3 separate regions of the Homo sapiens genome follow, and regions 2 and 3 are each linked to region 1. The links are chromatin loops, found by intact Hi-C in ENCODE. Cell type or tissue: PC-9. All regions are shown on one strand.

The links. Hi-C counts contacts between places; a loop is a spot of excess contacts. Peaks named below come from ENCODE experiments on the same cell type or tissue, not always from the same donor. Only the 100,000 strongest peaks of a DNase experiment are listed, where the experiment ranks them.
Region 2: a loop joins it to region 1, with 21 times the contacts of the local background. A loop is called at or near these places in 10 of 110 quality-filtered maps.
Region 3: it touches region 1 in a loop (16-fold over the local background); 2 of 110 quality-filtered maps call a loop at or near these places.

The regions. Positions count from the first base shown.
Region 1 is chr11:33,686,796-33,689,295 of GRCh38, reverse strand. No RefSeq gene overlaps it. Among named protein-coding and RNA genes, the nearest start is that of C11orf91, 13 kb to the left of the region's middle. In PC-9, CTCF peaks have their summits at 1,018 and 1,223 (motif pointing right); a DNase peak (open chromatin) is centred at 1,425; H3K27ac peaks cover 2,063 bases.
Region 2 is chr11:32,959,533-32,962,032 of GRCh38, reverse strand. The region is part of intron 8 of QSER1 (glutamine and serine rich 1); the gene reads right to left. All of the region lies in intron 2 of LOC105376615 (a long non-coding RNA gene), which reads left to right. Among named protein-coding and RNA genes, the nearest start is that of DEPDC7, 55 kb to the left of the region's middle. In PC-9, CTCF peaks have their summits at 1,061 and 1,262 (motif pointing left); a DNase peak (open chromatin) is centred at 1,262.
Region 3 is chr11:32,712,658-32,715,157 of GRCh38, reverse strand. The region is part of intron 3 of CCDC73 (coiled-coil domain containing 73); the gene reads left to right. Among named protein-coding and RNA genes, the nearest start is that of CCDC73, 81 kb to the left of the region's middle. In PC-9, CTCF peaks have their summits at 1,270 and 1,469 (motif pointing left); no DNase peak of the experiment used is centred here.

The DNA.
Region 1 (2,500 bases):
CGGGTAAAGAGGCAGGAAGAGGCCAGGACTCCCGTACTGCTCTTGGAAGGAAGCTGAAGGGAAGTGCTCCTCTCCCAACAGCATGGATGTCACTTCCTCCAGGAAGCCTTCCCTGATTCCAGTCCCCAGTCTGGGCTATGTGTCCCTTCTCTGAGCTCCCTTTGTACTCTGGGCATCCCCTTTCCTGGGACTTACTACCTGGATTATAATAGCCCATCAGTATGTCTCCCTAGCTCGACTGCGATCTTCTTAAGGGTAGGGCCTGTGTTGTCATCATCGTCATCCTGAGCACACGGTTTTGCACAAAGTGGACACTCCATGTGCTTAAGGAGCACGTTGCTGGCTGCGGATAGAGGGGAAAATGCAGTCTCAGCCTTGTGGTTTGACTTATGGTGGAAACGTCAATTGCATAAAATGATAAGAAAGGATGATCTAGATGCAATATCCTGGGACTCATCTGGGCCAAGTGCCTTTATGACAGGCTTGGGGATGGGGTCAAGATGTACCTTGAGTTCTTTACCAAGATTCAGAGACAGGCCTAAGACAGCTCTTTTTATCTGAGAAGTGGTATATAATTGCTGGATCTGGGGTCATACTGCCTGGGTTGAAATCCCAGCACACACCAGCTGTGTGACTTTGGACAAACTGCTTAACCTTTGTGTCTTTGTTTCGTCATTTATAAAATGAGGAGATTATATAGTACCCCCACTTCATAGGTTGCTATAAGGTTGAAGTAAGTTAATATGTATGAAGTACTCAGAACAATGCATAGTCCAAAGCCAGTACTCAATAGATGTTAATTATTCCATCTACTCATTCACAGAGTCAGCCAGGATTATCACTGTCATTTCAGAGTTTACCTGAATCCAGTACAAACATTCTGTAACTCTGAAAACAATGCATATAAACTAAGCCTGCATTCATTTACTCCTTTGTTTACTCATTTATTCATCCAATTGTTCTTTCAAAAAAAAAATAGATTCTTAACTCTCTAGGCCCTTTTTCTCATCTGGAAAAGGCGCACAATAATTCCCCCAGCCTGGGGTTGTTGCCAGTTACCTGAGATATGTATGTAAACTGCTCAGCTCATGATGTGACAAACAGCTAATGCTCACCATCATCTTTGCCTCTTTGGGTTCACTGGGCAATTTGCAACAAGGTTTCTGGTCATTAACACAAAATCCCCACATTTCTCTTATAGTGGGATCCACCAGGTGGCAGCATGGATTTAGACATGGGATGAAACGGTCTCCCCTTTCTAGTCCTCTCACATCCAGGGCTGACATTTATTAGCCTGTTCATTATAACCTAGGGAAAAATCCAATTTAGAAACCTTTTGGGAGGAGGAGACACTACAGCCATTGAAGGCTTTCATTGCAAAAATAAACAGGCACAGCACCTGGCCTTTCCCAGAGGCCTGCAGGTGGCTGTCTGCTGAGAGCCACATCTTACTCACCCAGGGAAAATCTGCTCTTTGTAGAACTGGTTTCAAGATGAAAAGTTCAGTTCACATGAACAAGAGAAGCTGGGCTGAACTCATTGACTCTTACTATGTGTATTGGTCTGCTTGGGCTGCTGTAACCAAATGCCACAGACTGGGTGGCTTAAAAAACAGACATTCATTTCTCACTGTTCTGGAAGCCGGGAAGTCCAAGATTAACCTGCTGGCTGATTTGGTTCCTGTTGAGGACTCTTTCTGGCTTGGAGATGGCTACCTTCTTCATGAGTCCTCATATGGCAAAGAGAGAGCTCTGGTGTCTCTTTCTCTTCTTATAAGGGCACTAATCCCATGATGAAGGCCCCACCCTCATGACCTCATTTAAACATAATTCTCTGTCTAAGGTTTCTGTCTCCAAATCCCATCACTTTGGGGGTTAGGGCTTCAATATATGAATTTAGCGGGGGACACAATTCAGTTCATAGCATTATCTACAATGTATTTCTAGTTTTTGTGTACTCTTCTGTTTGTCTACCTAGTTCCTATTATTCAGACATATATCTATTTATATAGACTATTGTTTATCTTTTTATTGTCTGTCGTTATTACTAGCCATTAATGTTGGGATGATCTTAGCACTGTCCAATAGAACTTTCTGAAATGGCAGAAATGTTCTATATCAGTGCCATTTACTATGGTGACCATCAGACACATGTAGCTATTGAGTTTTTAACATGTGGCTAGTGCAACTGGGAAAGTGAATTTTAAACTTTATTTCACTTTAGTTATTTAAATTTAACTTGAAATAGGCACGTGGCTATTGGTAACTACCATAGTGGACAGCTCAGATCTGAATAGAAGAATATATCTGCAGTTTCCCCTCTTAATTGATTAGATTGTGTTGAGTCTGGGAAGAGGTAATATTTGGGATTTCATGCAGGCTTGATTTCCAGAGTTAACTGTTGTGGGGGCAGGCAAAATGGCACATCTTTATAAATGAAGAAATAGGCTCAGGGAAATGAAGTCACTGCTGAAGCTGACACAGGGGGTCAATGGCTGAGC
Region 2 (2,500 bases), 730 kb after region 1:
AGGATTATTATGTGACAATAGTAACAATTCTGCTTCAGGTCTATGCCTCCAAAATTGAAAATAGGAACTTAGATACTTGTATGCCAATGTTCATTACACCAATTATTCAGTTAGCCAAAAGGAGGAAATAACCCAAATACCATCAATAAAATGTGGTGTAAACATACAATGGAATATTACTTAGCCATAAAAAGGAATGAAGTTATGATATATGCTTTTACATGGATGAACCTAGAAAACATTTTGCTAAGTGAAAGAAGCCAGACACAGAAGGAAAAATATTGTATAATTCCACCTATATGAGATATTTAGAATGGGCAAAATCACAAATACAAAAAATAGGTTAGAGGTTACCAGTAGCTGGAGGAAAAACAGATTAGAGGTTACCAGTAGCTAGAGAAAAAAGAGAATAAGTAGTTGTTGCTTAATGGTTACAGTTTCTGTTTGGGATGATAAAAGTTTTGGAAATATAGGTGAGGGTTATACAACAGTGTGAATGTAAATAATGCTAATAAATTGTACACTTAAAAATGGTTAAAAAGGCAAATTTATATTTAACCACAGTGTTTTAAAGTGTGAAAAAAATTAATTATTGGAAGATCTATATCACTGAGCTAACTAATATTTTCACATGACCAATGAACAATGTTATAAAACCATGCATGGATGAGAGATATGTAAAGTTAAGACAAACCAATAGATTTTAATGTAATAGCATGAAAACTCAAGAAACTACTACTTGTCAGTATCAGGAGTATCTATGAGTATCTGAGAAGGCAATTGAAATCCTCCTCCTTTTCCTAACTACATACAGGAGGAGTATTTCCATTGCTTTCTCAGTTAAGTACGGATATTCTTGATACTTTAGCCAAAATAACATATAATAACAAACTGAATGTAGAAGCAGATATGCACTTATCTCACTAAATACTGTTAGTTTTGGAAAGTATAGTTGTTTTAAAAAAAACACCTCACATTAATAAGTAATGGGTTCATTTTAAATAAATATTTTAAAACTTTGAATTGGTATTTAGTAAATTTCAATAGATTTAGCACACATAAACCAAAGTATCTGGAATCCTCAATGTGTTTGAAGATTCCATTGGAGTCCTGAAACAAAGAGTCTGAAAATCACCAGCCTATGAATATATGTTTATTATCAATATTTGACTTCTTAAGAGAACTAAATACATTCTTTAGCCTGAGAATGTAAAGCAAGGAACAAAAAGGCCTAAAAATGTTTGCTTAACTATTAGTGACACCTAGTGGTCACTCAAATTACCAAGGGAAGAAAATGTTACCTTGTCATTTGAAGAAACTATAATTGAGAGCAAATTCAGAACAAACGTTTTGATTCTAAGCAGTAGGCAAGACTGCTAACTGCAAAAATTATGTATAATGCCTTCTATGCATATTCAAGGCACTGAATTTCCTTACCTATTCTGATTATATATTTCTTTTTTCTTTTTTTTGAGATGGAGTTTCGCTCTTGTTGCCCAAGGCTGGAGTGCAATAGCGCAATCTTGGCTTACTGAAACCTTTGCCTCTTGGGTTCAAGTGATTCTCCTGCCTCAGCCTCCTGAGTAGCTGGGATTACAGGTGCCTGCCACCACACCTGGCTAATTTTTTTGTATTTTTAGTAGAGACAGGGTTTCACCGTGTTGGCCAGTCTGGTCTCAAACTCCTGACATCAGGCGATCCACCCTCCTCAGCCTCCCAAAGTGCTGGGATTGCAGGCATGAGCCACCATGCCCAGCCTGATGTATATATTTCTAAACAACCATTTACAAATAGCTTTATTTTTTATTATTATTTTTTTAAGCTATGGGGTCTCGCTATGTTGTCTAGGTTGGTCTTGAACTCCTGGGATCAAGCAATCCTTTCTCCTGAGCCTCCCAAGTAGCTGGGTGTGTAGATGTGCACCACTGCACTTGCCCACAAATAGCATTTACAAACAGTACATTTAGACTGGGCACAGTGGCTTATGCCTATAATCCCAGCACTTTGGGAGGCCGAAGTGGGAGGATTGCTTGAGCCCAGGAGTTTGAGATCGGCCTGGGCAACACAGTGAGACCCTGTGTCTACAAAGATTAAAATTTAAAAATTAGCTGGGTGTGGTGGTGCCCACCTGTAGTCCCAGCTACTCAGGAGGCTGAGGTGGGAGGATCACTTGAGCCTGGGAGGTCGAGGCTACAGTGAGTCATGAGTGCACCACTGCAGTCCAGCCTAGACAACAGAGTAGACCTTGACTCAAAAAATAAAAAATAAAAACGGTAAATTTAAAGTAGACTTCAGCACTGAAGAATTTTTTTTATTATGGTTCTATTTCTAATCAGATAATTTCTAAGATAATCTCTCAAGCAATGATACTTGTAATGTCAGAAACCATCCTGGACATCAACTTCAACCATAGCCCCAACAACTAATTCACCATTCAAGTTCTGCCAAAATTACATCCTGAATATCTCAAAACTGTCCCCTCATCTCCATCCCTGCTGCC
Region 3 (2,500 bases), 970 kb after region 1:
TTAAGGGGCTGGATTAAGAAAGGGGAAAGAAAGTACCTCAGAAAATAAAGAACAAAAGCCTGCAAATAAAAGCATTGCAATCTTTAGCTCTGATTATCTAGGTAGGGTGTTAGCAAGCTTTTTTTGTAAAGAGCCACGTAGTAAATATTTCAGACTTTGTGGACAGTATGGTCTCTGTCACAACCATTCAACTTTGTTATAGTGTAAAAGCAGCCATGGACAGTACTTACATGAATCAGTGTGTCTATGTTCCTATAAAATGTTATGGACACTAAGATTTATATTTTATACAATATTCAGGTGATTTGAAATGTTATTTTTTTATTTTTCTTTTTAACCCATTAAAAATATAAAAACCATTCCTGGCTCACAGGCCATATAAAAACAGACTCTGTAGGTCTTGGGTAGAGGCTGTCTTGATCCATACCTCTTGAATGGTAGCTGTTTCTTTCTGAATATGTCTGCTTCTGAAGCTTTCTCAAGACTCCTTAGATTTAAATTTCTTGATGGAATGGCATTCCATGTATTAGTGAAACCTAGTGTCTGTTCATCTGGGAGACATGAATTCAAGGATCTATTCCCCAGGGGTTAGCTACTGTGCTGGCAGTTCTTGGTAGGATTATTTCCAACATGGTTTCAGGATATTTGTTTTTTCTTTCTGAGGTCATTTCTAGAAGACATTACCTCTGAGCTTTTGGTCATATAGAAGAAAAGCAACTGTTATCTGTTTGTGATAAGACTCTGAAACAGATTACATTAGTCCCTTGGAGTGTTTTGCCACATTTGTCTGAAGTAAAGAAATGTCCAAAATCAGGGGAGAAGTAGCCAACTTCATAGGGCAAACTCTTAACAAGTTTATATGGTAAAAGCCAATGAATATAGGGGAGTATGGACTTCATGGTGTTATGAGTTAGAGGTAACCTTCTTGGTCATGGAAGTTTAAGAGTGTCAGATACAGTGTGCCATTAGTCCTCTCTACTTTTCTTCAAGTTTGAGGATGATGGGGGCAATGAATTTCTAAATAAATGACAAGGTTTTGCAAAGTTCTGTAATGACAGTCCCAGTAAAATGAGTAACCCTGTCCCTGGAGATAGATCCTCAGGTTGGAAACACAAAATCAAGTAATTTGTTTTTCTACTCACAGAACTGTAGCTCTCTGGCAAGAAGTTTTAGTTCATCCTGAAAAGATGGAAGCAATGATGAACATACTCAGAACCTGTTCTAGGGGTTAATTTTAGGAAATCCATTTGAAAGTGTTTATAGGGACCCTAAGGCTTGGATTTACAAGGATAACAGTTTTACCAAGACAGTGCTAATGACAGCTGTACACCAGAGACATCCTCAGCAATTTTAGTAAAATTTCACCACCAATGCTGATTGAATATAATGTTCAGTTTGTCCTTGCTCTGAGGGGTAATTTCCTATAAAATTTTTACAAAGTTCCATTGAGGTCCTCTGGTGCCACCAAGTGTCTGTCCTGAAAGTGTCCTGAAAGAGATTTTCTTTTTGTAATTTATTATCACATTTTTTCTTCAGACTCTGGAGCCAGTTGTAGGCATTCCAAAATAGGCTTTTTAAACTTCTTCAAAGATTTGGCTTTTTGGATATCATGGGGGCCGGGACTGTATGTCATAAAGATTAGCTAGGGTATTTCCTCTAGCCTTAACGTTATCCCTTTCAGTGTGGCTTTATGATAACCATCCCCTAAGGAAGCATTAGAACACTTAAAATGGTTGACTACTTGAAATTGGGATTCCTACTGAGATCGGAAACCATAATTATTTTTACAGTATTCCAAAATCATGGACAACACCAAAGGCATAGCTGCTATTAATGTTAACTCTCTAATGTCTTGGCAACTGGCAAGCTTTGCTGAATAGAATAAGTTCTGTCATCTGGGCTGGTTTAACCTCTGGTAAGGAGTCATGATTTAGGGGTCAGTTGAGACTGTTGCAATATATCCTGCCTGATATTTTTTCCATTTCACTTTCAAAAAATGACCTATCAACAAACAAGATTACATGTAAATTTAATCCGGGGGGAGTTTCTAATAAATCTGTCTGAAGCACAGTTATTGCTTAGACAGAGACTGAGTCGTCATGGATTTTCCTTTCTTTGGGTAATGGAAAAACAATACCAGGCTTTTTGTTAAACTTGTCTATGAGTAACACTTATTAGAAATAGAGATCAAAGAGATATACTTTATATAGGAAGTTATTGATTATCAAAATATTTCTTGAAAGAAAGTTTGGTAGGTGCTCTGTTCAATCCCCATCTCTTTACTACATTAGTATATTTTTTCATTAAGATATAAAAGCATTTTAACCTGTTTCTATTCAAGCATTTATATATGCTATATATAAAATGAAGTGTATATATACATATTTATAATGAATAACATAAAAAGTAAATTAGTATATACATGTACATATATGTAAGCTTAGGTAAGATTATATGACAGACTTATTGGCAATTTTAGGGGGCAATTGTCAAATAGTAT